2 separate regions of the Homo sapiens genome follow, and region 2 is linked to region 1. A link is an interaction called in ENCODE POLR2A ChIA-PET data of the cell type or tissue named here. Cell type or tissue: PC-9. All regions are shown on one strand. Each heading gives the region's core, and the rest is flanking DNA. Links, peaks and the distances in the headings are about the cores only.

Region 1 (8,347 bases), core at 225-8,224:
GTGGACAAAGGCACTTGTGGGCCCTGACCACCGAGTGTGAGGGCCATAGCTAACTGGGCAAACATGTGGAAGAATATTGAGCTCGGGGTTTCTTTTTTTAAAAAAAATTATAAATTAATAATTTATAATGTCTCAGCACAGTGAAAAGTCATTAAATCCCCATGGAGGGATTGGAGTAAGGTGGGTTTAAGCAGCTAAATCTCCCATTTTCTAACATGAATAGCTTGTCTCCTAGACACTTAACAAGCCTTATGTAAAACATGGGAGCTTCCTCTCCCTGACATCAGGAGAGAGTCACTACCAGATACTTGTTACACATACATTGCCTTGGAAATGTACCTGTGCCTGGCACCATGGCAACACCCTTGAGAATGACCTCAACAGCCACTCAGAATCATTCCTACAAAACAAATTATGGCTATAATTAACTCTGAATTTACAGTATAAATTTGTTCAGACCTCGGTGTGGTTTTTTTTTTAAAAGGTCGAATGAATGGAATAATTTAACATGAACCTGTCCCTCATATTCCACCAATTTTTTTTTTAGAATAGAAAATGCTTCAATGGAAAGTACAATTCAGTTAAGAGATTATTTTATTACCTTTTCTCAGTATGTGACGAGGACCATCAAATGATGATGTTCTACTCTTACCATGCTAGAACTCCATTTCTAGGGGAACAAAGTTCCCTTTTTCCCTGGCAGATGTGAAATACAGAGTGTGCTGAATCCCTCCTCTGAGTCCTGTGAGCCCAGAGTGAGGGGGGTTGCATGGGATTGGGGGTTATGCGGGCAGCAGCTCTTTGATCCCTTCTTGGCAATGAAAAATGCAGGGTTTTTTTGTTTTTTGTTTTGTTTTTGTTTTTTTGAGACAGAGTCTCACTCTGTTGCCCAGGCTGGAGTGCAGTGGTGCAATGGTGGCTCACTGCAACCTCTACCTGCCAGGTTCAAGCGATTCTCATGCCTAAGCCTCCGATGTAGCTGACATTTCAGGTATGCATCACCACACCCAGTTAATTTTTGTATTTTTAGTAGAGATGGGGTTTCACCATGTTGTCCAGGCTGGTCTCAAACTCCTGGCCTCAAGTGATCTGGGCTTCCCAAAGTGCTAGGATTATAGGTGTGAGCCACTGCGCCCAGCCAAAAATGTCGTTCGTGGTCTATAAATTTTACCTGCTTCACAAATTGTCTGTAACATATCTTCAATCCTGGGTAGCTTCCCAGATTTTACTCTAGGAGCAAATAGTTTGTATGTCTTTTGTTTAGTTGGAGGTTTTGTTGTTTTTCTTTGCCTTGTTTTGGGTTTTTGTTTGGTTTGGTTTTTGGTTCTAGATGATGTATGTTGGAACTAGCAGAGCTAGATACAGTTCCTCTTAGTCTTGTCTTTTGTTAAGCTAGATTAATTTAACTCTTTCACCCCAAGCAAAGTGAGCCTTTCTCTCTATTATTCAACTGAGGCAAAGCAAAAAGAATGGCAAGCAAAAACTGCAGCTTCCTTTTAAGTTAACCAGAAATTTATGAAGCGTCTTTAATGGCCATTTCATTGCTGTGAACTGTGTTGATACCTGGGCAATGAACAGACAGAACAGAGCCTGGCAGGCATCAGGTGCTCAGTGTTATTTGTTGTTATGCTGTTGTTGTCATTCTCTGTGATCTATACTGCCATTGAAAAGATGAAGAGGAAAAAGTATTCTTGCAAGTATGAGTGTCTTGGATATTCATTTCAGTACCCTGAACTTAGGAGTGATACCACTGACAATTTTTTTAGGGTATCCTCTAACCCCTTGTAAGTGGAAAGTTTTCTAGTGGCAGGTATGTGCCTGATTCCATCTTATCCAAGCAATGTGACAGGTAATTTCCCACTTCATGTGCTGGTTCTTTAAATTCTCCTGTGCTAACACTCATCTGTGCTTTACTATGGAGTGGCAATGAGTAATCTGTTAGGTTCATCTCCAGAAAACAGAAAACCACACTTTCCCTTTACCTCAGGAACACCACAGCACCTTCCATTACAAGAATTAACAGCCCTCTGTTCTGACCTCTGTGTACGGCATTAAGCGAGTAGAGATGGTTTATCAGGCAATATATTTCTGAGCAGCCTTGCCAGTGGAAATTTAAAGTTATTTGATTCCTCTGAAATAAGTTTTTGTATACAGTAGTTAAATGGTGAACTTGTGGATTTCGAAATGTACATTCAGGTTTTTCAAATCAAGAAGCTGATAAATTAGAAAACCCCATCCATACAGAGTAGCTATCTGATTTTTGTTGTTGTTGTTTTGAATTACTTGATTTATTTATTTTTTCTTTTTTAAATTTATTTATTATTATACTTTAAGTTTTAGGGTACATGTGCACAATGTGCAGGTTAGTTACATATGTATACATGTGCCATGCTGGTGCGCTGCACCCACTAACTCGTCATCTAGCATTAGGTGTATCTCCCAATGCTATCCCTCCCCCCACAGCAGTCCCCAGAGTGTGATGTTCCCCTTCCTGTGTCCATGTGTTCTCATTGTTGAATTCCCACCTATGAGTGAGAATATGCGGTGTTTGGTTTTTTGTTCTTGCGATAGTTTACTGAGAATGATGATTTCCAATTTCATCCATGTCCCTACAAAGGACATGAACTCATCATTTTTTATGGGTGCATAGTATTCCATGGTGTATATGTGCCACATTTTCTTAATCCAGTCTATCATTGTTGGACATTTGGGTTGGTTCCAAGTCTTCGCTATTGTGAATAATGCCGCAATAAACATACGTGTGCATGTGTCTTTATAGCAGCATGATTTATAGTCCTTTGGGTATATACCCAGTAATGGGATGGCTGGGTCAAATGGTATTTCTAGTTCTAGATCCCTGAGGAATCGCCACACTGACTTCCACAATGGTTGAACTAGTTTACAGTCCCACCAACAGTGTAAAAGTGTTCCTATTTTTTATTTATGATGTGATGAGCTGGTTTATCAGTAGAGTGAAATACAGATCCCTTCCCAGAACATGGGCTCGTCTAACTCTTATCAGAGGACTCCGTGATCATGGCAAGATATTTACTAAAATTCTGGGTCTAGTCCATTTTTACGTTTCCTTTCTGTGTTTCACACCAGTATTCTCCCAGCCTCCCTCTATTTGTCTTCCAGCCAGTTTTATAATAATTGGAGCTATCAGGCTGGTTCCTGTTACTCAACAGAGAGCTGATTGCCAGCTAGAGAATCATCAATGTATCAGGGATAAGGCCCCTGGAATACTAATTAATTGATATGCAATAGGAATTTCTGGGCTGATACTTTTTTTGTCTTAAAGAATTGATAACACACCTCCAAAGAAGCAGTAATTTTATTTCTTTGTTAAAGTCAGACTTAACTCTTTGTTAAACTCAGATTTAATCCTCCTACTTTATGATTCCAGGAATCTTGTAGATTTAACATTTTTTTTACATTCAGTTTCAAATTTAAGGGTATCATTCATACAGAAATACCACTGGTAAGAATGCTATTTAAATAATGCTAAAACTAAATCTCAGCATAGGAAATCCATCAATCCATCCAACACATATTCATTAAGTTCTATTTGTCTGGCATTCTTTTAGGTACTAAGGCAGAAATAAAGATGAGTGTGTCAGAGTCCCTACCCTGGGTAGGTCATGTCCACTGAGTATTTGTTATTGTTCAATTATAACATGCTATGCACAAGGCATTCCTTGTTATGTATCTTAGAACTCACCTCTTGTTTGTGGGTATACAGAGTTGAAGATCTAACCCCTTCCATTTCTATTAAGGGTCCCACCTTTTCTTTAATCTGGCTCATAAGTTAGTTACTTTGTGCATATACTTTGTAGTTGTGTGTTTTGAAGCCATGTCTGTGCCCCATCCTTTCCAGGACAAAGGAGAACACAGTTACTCTTTGAAATCATGAAGATACCACTCAATTCTATCATATTATGTCATTCTCAACATTTCAGATTATTTTTTACACTTTGAGAAAATGAAACATGAATGGAATAAAAGATTCTTGACATGGCAGAATTACATTGATGAAGAACATATGTGTGACTGCCAGGGATAACACAGGTAGTGATAGAACAATTCTGTGTCCTGATTGTGGTGTTATTACACAAATCTCTACATATAAAATCTCATAGAACTAGATACCCCCCCATAATACAGTCAGCCCTCTGTATCTATGGGTTCTGCATTTGTGAACTCAACAACTTATGGATCAAAAATATTCAGAGAAAAATTGTATCTTTACTGAACATGTACAGACTTTTCTTGTCATTATTCCCTACACACTACAGTATAACAGCTATTCACATAGCATTTACATTGTTAAGTAACCTAGGGTTGATTTAAACTATAGGAGAGGACTATGCATACATTATATGCAAATACTGTTCCATTTTATATGGAGGACTTGAGCATCCAGGGATTTTGGTATGTGCAGGAGGTCCTGGATCCAGTCGCTCACAGATACTGAGGGATGACTGTATACATACATACAATATATAGCATATGAGTATATAACAACGGATAAAATTCAGTAAGGTCTGTAGTTTTGTTAATAGTATTTGTGTCAGTGTCATTTCCCTGGTTTTGATCATGTACTATGATTATGTAAGATGTTATTGTTTGGGGAAGCTGGGTAAAGGGTACAGGGAAATGTTCTGTAATATTTTTGCAACTTCTTGTGAGTCTAAAGTTATTTCAAAAGAAAAATTCTTTTAAGGGAAGGGAAAAGTATCAAGTATCATATAACTAGATAAATATAAAGTTAAGGTGTGGTGACTCCAAACATTGGGAATATCTGACCTTAGACACATTATTACTGCAGTAACTAGAAATGTCATGGCTTCACATTAATCATGAATGACTTAGGCTCTGGACAGAATTTAGGACACTGTAGCCTGCTGTCTTCTCTTAGGAGAATAGTGAAATTCATTCCAGGAAGACTCTGATGTTCTGCAAAAAAGAGAAAAAAGAAAAAGAAAAAAAAGGCATTCTGACCTTATGTGCAACTCTCTGTTGTCTTAAACACTATTTGTTTTAAACTCCTGCTTTGACAACCAAACCTACTAAACAAGTAGAGAATAGGAAACTAATTTGAATTTCTTTTTCTCCCACCCCTTGCCTCTGGGGAGTATGAGTTCTAATTGATAATAAGAGAAGAAATGAGAACTATGGTGTGTATGTAATCCATAGATGGATAACCTTCCAGTAATGGAAGGTTGACTTTATCTTTCTTTTCCACAGACTCCTCTACCACTTTCTGATATTTTTCTTTCTCTTCTTTACTTCTCTGTTAGGACTCATTTTTGTCCTTCCCTTTCCGTAGACAGCTTTGGTGTGATGGTGTCACTGACATTCTCATTGTGTCTTCCCTCCTCTAGCTATCTTAATGACTTGGACCGCGTAGCTGACCCTGCCTACCTGCCTACGCAACAAGATGTGCTTAGAGTTCGAGTCCCCACCACAGGGATCATCGAATACCCCTTTGACTTACAAAGTGTCATTTTCAGGTAGTAACTGAGTCCATGAAACCTATTTCCCAGCTTTTATGCCTTGAGTACATTTGGTAAACTCTATAAATACTGGAATCATGTGTAGGCTTCAAAACAAGATAGGCTTTATACCAATTATTATCATTAGTTATACAAATAAAATGACATATCCCTGAGGGAGGAAATAACAGAAAGATGTACTGGAGGCCGGGCGCGGTGGCTCACGCCTGTTATCCCAGCACTTTGGGAGGATAAGGTGGATGGATTACCTGAAGTCAGGAGTTTGAGAACAGCCAGGCCAACATGGTGAAACCCCTTCTTTACTAAAAATACAAAAATTAGCCGGGCATGCTGGCGGGCACCTGTAATCCCAGCTGCTTGGGAGGCTGAGGTGAGAGAATCACTTGAACCCAGGAGGCGAAGGTTGCAATGAGACGAGATTGCGCCACTGCACTCCAGCCTGGGTTACGAAGCGAGACTCCATCTCAAAAAAAAACAAAAGAGAGAGATGTACTTGTACTAGAACATTTGGCATTTCAATTTAAATCACTAAGAAATCAATAAAATCTTAGTTTTGCTTGTGGTTGAGTAAAATCGGTTAGTAAACCATTGGTCTTAACTGTAATTTTTTGGGCAATCATTTTAACTGTAAGGACAATGGATATGTTTTTAGAATTATGTAAGCTATGAATGATCATATGATGCTGTCAATCACAGAAATTAAGTAGTGTCAGAAGTTTTCATGCTGGTGTTTTCCCCACGTCCTCTGGTACCAATGCAAAATTTTTCAGTAGCAAGAAAAATATGTGATGTTTTGTATTCATAAAATATGTTGCTTGAAAAATTTTGAAATACATGATTTTGAAAATGGGTTAATTAACCTAGTCTGTATTTACCTAGCAAAATAGAATGAAAATTTATTACCTCATCTCTCACTGCTGGTGTTCTGTCTGGATAATACTTCAGCAGAAGCATTCTGTTGTTTTGTTTTTAGGATGAGAAAAAATAAACAATACTGATGTACTTTCATTCAATCTCTTATTATGCAATCACTCAGTTGTACTTTTAGTTAGAATACAAACTACATGGTGCTTTGAGAAATGAGAATGTGTCTTGGAGTGTGGAGAGTTGATTTTCTAGGAGCGCCCACCCCATTGAAGATGGATGTGTGCAATATTGGTTATGAAGCAGAAGTTATTATCTCCTGTGTCACTCTGCCAAGTGATTCTGATTAGCAGGCCCACCTTCATTCCTTGCCGTGACACTGTGTTTTCTTCTAATCGGCCTCTGTACCTGAGGTCAAATCTGGCTGCCATACATTGTTCTAATAGATATTGCCACAAAGTAGGTGGCATTTTGAAACTATTTCTGAGCCTCAGTTTTTTAATCTATAAAATGGTTGTATTGCATTAGATGATCCTCAGGGTTCCTTGTAGCTCCAGCATTCTATATTACTTACGTTTTAAGTCTATGGTATTTAGAAATCTTTAATTTGAGACACCCAGATTTCCTTCCTCCATGTTACAAAATATTTTTAGAAAACATAGCATTTCATGGGGATTTTCATCTCCTTATTGCTTCGCAATTAGTGGATTCTGAAACCAGATTACAATTACATGTTGTTTTTTCCACGTTTTGTACACTGGCTTTTGAAGTACATTTTTTGCCACTACAGTAAAAGTAATGACTTAGAAGTATAATTTTCCACCACCATCAGAAGCATCTTTTACGGCCCAGTGTGACAGAGTTTCATGGAATGAGGATTTCACGTAAATTAGTAGCGTATTATTCACACCTTGGCATTAGGGAAGAGCCAGCATTTTAATACTTCCGAAGATCTAAGAATTCTGGCTTTGATGTCCATAGTACGTGGATCTCCCTGAATGCATTGTTTTGCCCCTTAGATCTCTCTCCTGTGCCTTACTAGGCTTACGAGTAGTGACTTAGAAGATCTTAGTTCTTGTTTAGGTTTAATGTCAGGAGGCAGGAAAACACCAGGAGCAACTGCAATTTTAAACAAATGTTTAAAGAGCCCTACTTTCAAATTTTTGTACCTAAACCGCTCATTCTCTGAGACTATTTTTTTCCTGTGAACATTGTATACATTTCATTCAAGATACGGATTCAACAATTTGGAGAAACTTTGACTCAGTGCCAAGCATTGCTAGATATTTTCAGACATACATTGTCACTCAAATTAATTGATGTCAGTGTTGGTTTCTGAGCAGTAATTCAGCACAGAATTGATGTGTTAAAAACAAATGATTGAAATGGTTCACATGATGGCCTCCGTCTTGTACCTTGTAGTATCTTCATTCACTCACACTTTATTTCAAGTAAGTGACCTGACATGACTGGACCTGTGCCAAATTCTTATCAATATTGGGAAGAAAAAAATGCCCAACATGCCGACCCTGCTGATAAAGGATGAGTGGGGTCGTATCTGCATTTAGTGGAAGCATCATACCACCCATATTGAATTGTATAGCATCTCACATATTTTAAGTATACTTGTAGTCATATCTAGCATCCATAAGAAATACATGAGGATCTTTTTTCCGATTTTATAGGAAAAGAAACTGAAGTTCAGTATTTGCCAGTAGGGCTTAACACAAAACTCATTCAGTTTTGGACTCTTCAGCGCTTCATTAAATAAAATACCATTTTGCTTGGCACAGATAAGGATGTTTTTTACAGTGTTACAGTTTTCGTACACACTGGTAACTTTCTTAAAACCATCATGATGTGTTACCCAGAATGTTTTAACTTTGAATATTAGGTAATAAGAAATTAGTAATTATTCAATAAGTATTAATTGAATTGACTTGGATGATCATCGTCATTCAAGAGAA
Region 2 (8,347 bases), core at 61-8,060, 95 kb before region 1:
AATGAGAATCTCAGGGGACACCCCCACCCGAAGTTTTGCCCAGGTCCTGCTTTGGAGGCTCATCAGCCCATGGCAGGAGCCCAGTGCTGAAGGGCAAGCCGGCTGAGGGCAGGCCAGGGAGAAGCTGCATCCTATGAAAGCAGAGACCATTCCAGCATTGTGCTGCCCCTGGTGGCTTCACTGTGAGATTAAATTGAATTTGCCTTTCGAAGTTGGCCACCTCTCACTTTTTTTTCTGTAGACAGTCCTTGCTGGTTACAAAAAGCCCTGGCTCCCTCATTGTGCTCTCAGCAAAGATTTAATAGCTGTGCTCTGCTGCAGTAAGGATTCATGTTACTAAGACTTCATTATTATTACAAAACATTCAATAGAGCTTCATCATAAATAATTTTAAAATCCCTGACAAAGAAAATAAGCTGAGCACATTCTGTGATCCAGCAAACTGATTTTCCCCGGCATCATAGTCGTCTGTTAGCCTACTAATTCCCCAAACTCCATAATTAACAGTGGGCAGCTCTGTTCTGCAGAGAATTACCCCGGTTTGGCACGGGTGCCTCCTTTGTAATGGGGCAAAGGGGCGGGTTGGCAGAGTTCCTACCAGTCTCTCAAATGGGACTTAAGTGTGTTTCCCTTTATAATTAAGTATCATTGTAATAACAGACATGCTTAGTCCTTAGTAGTGTAGATAACTTCTGGAGGACAAAACACAGCTGCCCATGCAATGTGTCATATGTTGTCATTTTCCTCTTTTATGACAAATAGTGAAGGAACAGAAATAAGTATTTGAAGCTAGAAGGTGTCAGCCAGATCCACTATGTTCTGAAGTGCATAGTAAATAATTAGGGTCATGAAATGAATGAAAATGGTTTGTAAAATTGAGCTAGTGCCTTCATTGAGCTAATGGCATGATAAAAGGGGAAGTTGAGGAGGAGCTGTTCTGTATTAAAATCTAGAAGAGACAAAATGTTGTTAGTGCATGTCCTTTGTTTGTATCCTGATTGGAACAAAGAAATGAGAAAAAAGAAAAGAAATATAATTTTTAGGTAACTGGTGAAATGTGAATATGGACCAGGCTTGATACCAAGAAATTATTCTTTCTTTTGTTAGGCATGACAGTTGGCATTGTCGTTGTATAAAAAAAGTTTTTATTTTATTGCTGCATATTAAAGCAGGTAGGGATGAGTGACAGCTTTAGGACAGATAGGACTTCCTCTGAAATACTTCAGTAAAACAGTTTTAAAACGTAGAATAAATGAAGCAAATAGTATAGTATGGTAAAATCTTGGTGATTTTTGAAAGGTTTATGGGAGTTTATTTTATAATTCTCCAAACTTTTATGTATGTTTGAAATTATTCCTGGTGAGTGTTTTAAAGTAACTGAGTTCTAGAAGGAAATAGCTACTGAAGTTTATTAAGTAATTCACAAGTGTTCCAATTTAGCTTCTTTTGTTGTAAATTTCTACTTTTAAAAATGGGGATCATGTATTAACTAGGTAAGTGCTAATAAACTGCCCCCTGCCCCCAGATTTGTAAATAAAATCTGTGATCAGGCTTCTATCCAGCATGTCTTCTACCACTTTGTAACTAAATGCAAAATTTTAGGTATTTTCTAATTTAGGAATTGTATGAGTCCATTTTCATGCTGCTGGTAAAGACATACCCGAGACTGGGCAATTTACAAAAGAAAGAGCTTTTATTGGACTCAGTTCCACGTGACTGGGGAGGCCTCACAATCGTGGCGGAAGGCAAGGAGAAGCAAATCATATCTTACGTGGATGGCAGCAGACAGAGAGAGCTTGTGCAGGGCAACTCCTGTTTTTTAAAATGGTCAGATCTCATGAGACCCATTCACCATTATGCGAACAGCACCGGAAAGATCCATCCTCATAATTCAGTCATCTCCCACCAGGTCCCTCCTGCAACACATGGGAATTATGGGATCTACAAGATGAGATTTGAGTGGGGACACCGAGCCAAACTGTATCAGGAATTTTCTGTTTGCCATTTTCCAGTCCGTTTCTTGTCATCTCTCACAAGGAGGAACAGAGGGTATCAAGAGCTGTAATCCAACTTCAAGGCCATGTTGGATTCTTCTGAGGGCCTCAAACCCTGCAGACCAAGAGAAGGTTCTCTCTAGAGTGTCTCCACCTCCCTCCTCAGCTCTGAGGCTTCCTCTAACCATCTGTGTAACTAGCAGCAGGATAGTACAGTGCCTAACACTGCAGTCAGATTCCCCTCACCAAGACTGGATCTGAGCACCACCACTTACTAGCTGTGATCTTGGGCAGATCAGTTACATTCTGTGTGCTTGATATTCTCCTCTGTTAAAGGGGAATGATGAAAATAAATAGCTAAGTCACAGGGTGGGTATTAAATGAACTAACACATGTGAAGCAATGACCAGAGTGCCTTGCACAGAGTCGATGTTTGCTGCCATTCTGTTTTTTTTTTTTTTTTGAGATGGAGTCTCGCTCTGTCACCCAGGCTGGAGTGCAGTGGTGTGATCTTGGCTCACTGCAAGCTCCACCTCCCGGGTTCATGCCATTCTCCTGCCTCATCCTCCCAAGCAGCTGGGACTACAGGCGCCTGCCACCACGCCCAACTAATTTTTTTTTTTTTTGTATTTTTAGTAGAGACAGGGGTTTCACCATGTTAGCCAAGATGGTCTCAATCTCCTGACCTCGTGATCTGCCTGCCTTGGCCTCCCAAAGTGCTGGGATTACAGGCGTGAGTGCCCGGCCACTGCCATTCTTTTTTTAGTTGATTGTTATTTTATTTAAGAGAAAATATTATATTGAGGTATAATTAGCATTCTTCTTAAGTTTATTATATAAATAAACACTTCTGGAAAATAATGCTCTTGATCAATGAAAACAATAATATTTATTCTCACCATTTTATCACAAGCAAATCCCTTAAAAAACATTCCATTAAAGGCTGGGGCAGTGGCTCACGCTTGTAATCCCAGCACTTTGGGAGGCTGAGGCAGATGGATCACAAGGTCAAGGGATCTAGACCTTCCTGGTCAACATGGTGAAACCTTGTCTCTACTAAAAATACAAAAATTAGCTGGGCATGGTGACGTGCACCTGTAGTCCCAGCTACTCGGGAGGCTGAGGCAGGAGAATTGCTTGAACCTGGGAGGCAGAGGTTGCAGTGAGCCTAGATCACAGCACTGCATTCCAGCCTGGTGACATAGTGAGACTGTCTCCAAAAAATATATATATATTTTTTCTATTAAATATATATATAAAATATATATTTTTTTTCTATTAAATATATATATAATATATATATTTTCTATTAAATATATATAATATATATTTTCTATTAAATATATATTATATATATTCTATTAAAACAGTGTATTATTAGCAATACTGCTTCTTTTATGACTTAAATGAAACATTTAAAATTTAGTTATATTTTAAGAATACTGTAATACCCTTATCTATGTAGTACAGATAACAGAGAAATAACATGAAAGACATGGCATTCTGGAAAGAAGAGTTTACAAACCAGACATCTCGATTGGAATGCTAGCTTTGTTACTTATTTGCCATGTGAGATAATTTCTCTAGGACACATTTTCCTCACCTCTAAAATGGGGGACACTAGAAGAGCCCTGAAGTCCTCAAGCAGTGCCTGGTATGCCGGAGCCATTCTGAAATCATCTCAGAGAAAATGTATTTCGAGAGTTTAGCATGGTGTCCGCAGGTGAGAGTGGGGAGGAAGAAGGTGTCAGACAAGACTGGGGCCCCTGCAGGGAGAGCAGACTTCACCTCTAATGGATGCTGAGGCTGTACCCTCTAATGGCTTAGTTGCAAGGACCTGATTTCCTTGAATTCTTCTTCAGGTGCCAAATAGACAAGAATCCATAAATTTACTTAAAGCTTGTACTATAAGTACTTGTATGACCTACTAGTTCATCTGTTTTCCTTACAACCCAGCTTTTCCTCATTGTTACCAGAAAGGGATCCCCATCCAGACGCCAAGAGAGGGTTCTTGGAGCTCGAGCAAGAAATAATTCAGAGTGAGTCCATAGAGTAAAGTGAAAGCAAATTTATTAAGAAAGTAAAGGTGTAAAGAATGGCTACTCCATAGGCAGAACAGCAGCATGGGCTGCTCAACTGAGTATGCTTATAGTTATTTCTTGATTCTGTGCTAAACAAGGGGTAGATTATTTATGAGTTTTCCGGGAAAAGGGTGGGCAATTCCCAGAACTGAGGGGTCCTCCCCTTTTCAGACCATATAAGTTAACTTCTGAACATTGCCATGGCATCTGTAAACTGTCATGATGCTGGTGGGAGTGTCTTTTAGCATGCTAATGTGTGATAATTGAGCAATGAGGATGACCAGAGCTCACTTTCACGGACATCTTAGTTTTGGTGGGTTTTGGCTGGCTTCTTTACCACAACCTGCTTTATCAGCAAGGTCTTTATGACCTGTATCTTGTGCTGACCTACTGTCTCATCCTGTGACTTGAAGTGCCTAATCTGGGAATGCAGCCCAGTAGTCTCAGCCTCATTTTACCCAGTGACTTCAAGATGGAGTCGCTCTGGTTTGAAACCCTTTGACATCATGACCCTGTTGAAGCTTTCCAAGCCTAGTAGATTATCCATAAAGTGGGCAGTTTACCCTTAGATAATTAAGTAATGGATGGAACAATAAAACCCTTTGACATTTTGATAGAGTTATCTTACCTACTACATTCAAATATGCATATATTCCACCCATTGTTTCTTAATTTTATTCCTATTCAAGAGGTGAAGGAAAAACTTTGAGGAGCTTCTTGTTTACCAAACATGACAAGGGATTTTCTTTCTTTTCAAAGTATGTATTATTTACTAGTTTCCAAAAGGGATCATTCAGTGTTTTTAATCTCCTCATAGATTCTTATCTGTGCCCTATAAATGAAGCTTTTTTCAAGTGAGAATGAGTAGCATATGTTTGATTTCCACGTCATTTATGCCACAGAATAAAGCCCAGGTCATGTTAATATTCAATAATGCTCTTCAGCTTCTATTTTTAACAAAACATTGCTTATGACTGTTGTTAAAGATCACTCGCAGCACCGAGGATTTCACATCTCTGAATGAACTTTTTATGAAATTCACTCTTGTAAGATAGAACATCATATATATATTCTGAACACTGTCCATGAAAGTGGGCATTGACCTAGAAGAAACCAGTGTGGGTGTGATAGAAACCAGTATTGAACCTATGAGAAATCCAAGACAGTGTCCTTCTTTGTGTTTATTTTGTGTTTGATAATCAGTTGCAGTGGTTGTGGGCAGAGCTGGGAGCCTACTTAATGCATTTACATGGCATAGGGAGTGATAGAAGGTACTTGTGAAAGGGGAAGAGCTGCAGAGGAGTGAGGAGGATGGGTTCCACACTAGGGCTGGAAAGCCCCATGAAGACAAAGCAGGGGAGAGAGGCCCCACTGTGACAGATAACGTTTCAGAAGAGCTCAGTGGACTCAAAATCCATGCACTAGGCTAGATTTAAGAATCCCTAGATGCCATAGAAGGACAACTGAAACTAGAACCTAGTATGTTTTAAAATAATAATATAATTTGCTGCTCAAGACCTATTAGCAAACAAACAAACAAAAAAACAATCTGGGGGGTGCTTTCTGGTTACAGAATCTTGGCTTTTGAAAAAAGGCAGGGTTTGGTGAAATTAGTATTTAAAGGCTTATTTCTCATCTTGTTTCATGCCTGGGGCGATGACCTGGCTTCAAAGCTGTAGTTCAAAGGGGTTTGTCCACAAGGATTAGTTGCTTAGAGTCTAAAATGTGCTTGAAGGGGAAAAAGAAAAAGCTTAGACACTAAAGGAATACATGCTAATGAAATCACACTGGAAGAGTGAACAGCAAGCACTGCACACAGTTGTTTGGTCTGTGTTATTGATATGGAGGCCTTGCTAATGAGAACTAGTACGGCTTTCAAAGCTCTGACCTCACATATCTAATAGGGCAAGCAAAATGGAAAGACAGCGTATACTTGGGGGCAGTGAGTGGGCCTCAAAGAAGTGGCAAAGGCAGGGCCCTCAGGCTGGGGTGTTGAGGAAGTCCTAGATGACAATCGTATAATACATTCATATAAAGACAGAGCAATAGCAACATGTCCTCAGCCTTACAAAAGGAACTTAAACGTGAAATTTTCTTCCAAATTATGTGGTGGCAAGGTCAGTAAATTGCTTTATTTTTAAGATGTAAAATTAAAATAACCATTTCCCGATCTCCTACTTCCTCCCCTCCCCAAAAAACAACCTATTTTAGGTAAAGGAAATAATTCAACAAAAATATACAGAAACTATTTAAACGTGCAGAGAAAAGATAAGAACTGCTGCTACGAAAGAGAGCAAGAGATGGAGAGGAGAACGTGTGATAGGGCTGGCTACTGAGAATAGGCAAGAAAAAGAATAATTTAGATGAGAATATGTATGAGGATATATAAATGGCAAAATGGATACAGTAAAAAAATCAAAATAAGGAAAACTAAAGGTTCTCATTTTTGCTTAAGTGCTGACTTCAGTGCATTTTATATTTGAATATTATGTTAATGAATTAGAAAGTTAAGCCCTGAAACAAGGATACATAAAGTAAGAAACAGATTATGGAAATTTAAAACACTCTCTTGCTATACCATATCTTTTGCATTTCTTCCTTCTCCTACTCCTCCAGGGAGACAGAGTCTCACTAGCTTGCCCATGTTGGTTTAGAACTCCTGGCCTCAAGTGATCCTCCTACTGGGATTGTAGGCATGAGCAACTAAACGTGCCCCACCTATACCATGACTTTTGAGTAAGATACTACCATCTGACGAGTCTCTGGGCAAATGATTGAAAACTAAGTATCCTGATCATGTCTCCTCAATGCATTTTTGATGGAATTTTTGTTACTAGAGCTATGCTGTTGTTTTTTTAGACAGAGTTTCACTCTTGTTGCCCAGCCTGGAGTGCAATGGTGTGATCTCGGCTCACCGCAACCTCCGCCTCCTGGGTTCAAGCGATTCTCCTGCCTCAGCCTCCCAAGTAGCTGGGATTACAGGCATGCGCCACCACGCCCGGCTAATTTTGTATTTTTAGTAGAGACGGGGTTTCTCCATGTTGGTCAGGCTGATCTCGAACTTCCAACCACAGGTGATCCTCCCACCTCGGCCTCCCAAAGTGCTAGGATTACAGGCATGAGCCACTGTGCCCAGCCTTGCAATGCAGTTTTATGACACGTTTCTAATTCTCATATTTCTATGCCCCCTCTATTTTCAGGATGAAATAAGAACATTTAGAAAATGAATGCTACTAAAGCTTTCTTAGGCATAGCTTAAGTAATGCCAGATGGCTTCGATAAATTATTATGAAGTCTTTCAGTCAAACTCTCAAGTTTTTTAGGGGTCTGGAAGAAGTACTGTGGAGGATTCTAGGAGTATGGTATGCCAACCCAAATAACCAATACAAAGATATGTGCGAATCGGCAATTACATTGGGAACAGAATTAAGATACATTATAACTAAGATAAAGTATTTCAAAATTTAAACATTTAAAATAATTTTTAATAAAGAATAAAGTAGAAAACTTACAAACCCATGTCTATTTGAAGGATTAGCTATTATGTGTTTTGTAAGCGAGTAGATAAAAGGAGTAACTAACTTGTAGTTTTACTTGTTTTTAGTATGCATATTATAGAATGTTTGCATGTAAAATTAATACAATTTGACTTTGACAAACATTTCGGATAACTGGAAAGATGGAAGCAAAAGCTTCATTTGGGATGAAATGTCAGTTTATTAAAATTTCTAGGCCATGATAATTTAAGAGTTTGGGAAAAAACCAAAAGAACAGGTATAAAGATAGTTGTGCATTTGGTTAGAAATAAGCGGTGACGTATTTTGACAAAGAGAAGCATACTAATTGAATACAGTGGGCAGGACTCATTAGAGACTGTGATAATAAAGGGAAGAGAAAAAACAAGAAACATTTCTGCCTGGTATCAAGAAGGACTTAACACAGCAAATTGGAAATGAACTTGCAGCATCACTAGGGATCTGGAAGGATCAACATGTGTCCAATAAGCATTGGACAGTTGATCCTTCTTTGAGAATATTCTGAAAACCCTGCAATTTACAGACAAAAGCAAGATGCTAGAAACAGATCAGAAATGAATAAACATCATAATGAGACATTAAACAGGATTAAGGATTTTTTTTTTTTTTTTTTTTTTTTTTTTTTTTTTTTTTGAGACAGGGTCTGGCTTTGTCGCCCAGGCTGGAATGCAGTGGCAGGATCTTGGCTCACTGCACCCTACGCCTCCCAGGCTCACGCAGTCCTCCCACCTCAACC

The links. ChIA-PET counts read pairs that join two places held together with the same protein. Peaks named below come from ENCODE experiments on the same cell type or tissue, not always from the same donor. Only the 100,000 strongest peaks of a DNase experiment are listed, where the experiment ranks them.
Region 2: POLR2A ChIA-PET joins it to region 1 with 13 read pairs; 3 of 35 experiments call an interaction of 5 or more read pairs at or near these places.

Annotation. Positions count from the first base shown.
Region 1 is chr9:77,794,686-77,803,032 of GRCh38, reverse strand. GNAQ (G protein subunit alpha q) reads left to right here. Exons shown (of 7, transcript NM_002072.5): 4 at 5,385-5,513. Among named protein-coding and RNA genes, the nearest start is that of GNA14, 150 kb to the right of the region's middle. In PC-9, for the core only: no CTCF peak of the experiment used is centred there; a DNase peak (open chromatin) is centred at 4,752; H3K27ac peaks cover 1,172 bases.
Region 2 is chr9:77,889,308-77,897,654 of GRCh38, reverse strand. The region is part of intron 2 of GNAQ (G protein subunit alpha q); the gene reads left to right. It overlaps LOC107987081 (a long non-coding RNA gene), which reads left to right. Exons shown (of 2, transcript XR_001746758.3): 2 at 1-2,442. Among named protein-coding and RNA genes, the nearest start is that of GNAQ, 140 kb to the left of the region's middle. In PC-9, for the core only: no CTCF peak of the experiment used is centred there; no DNase peak of the experiment used is centred there.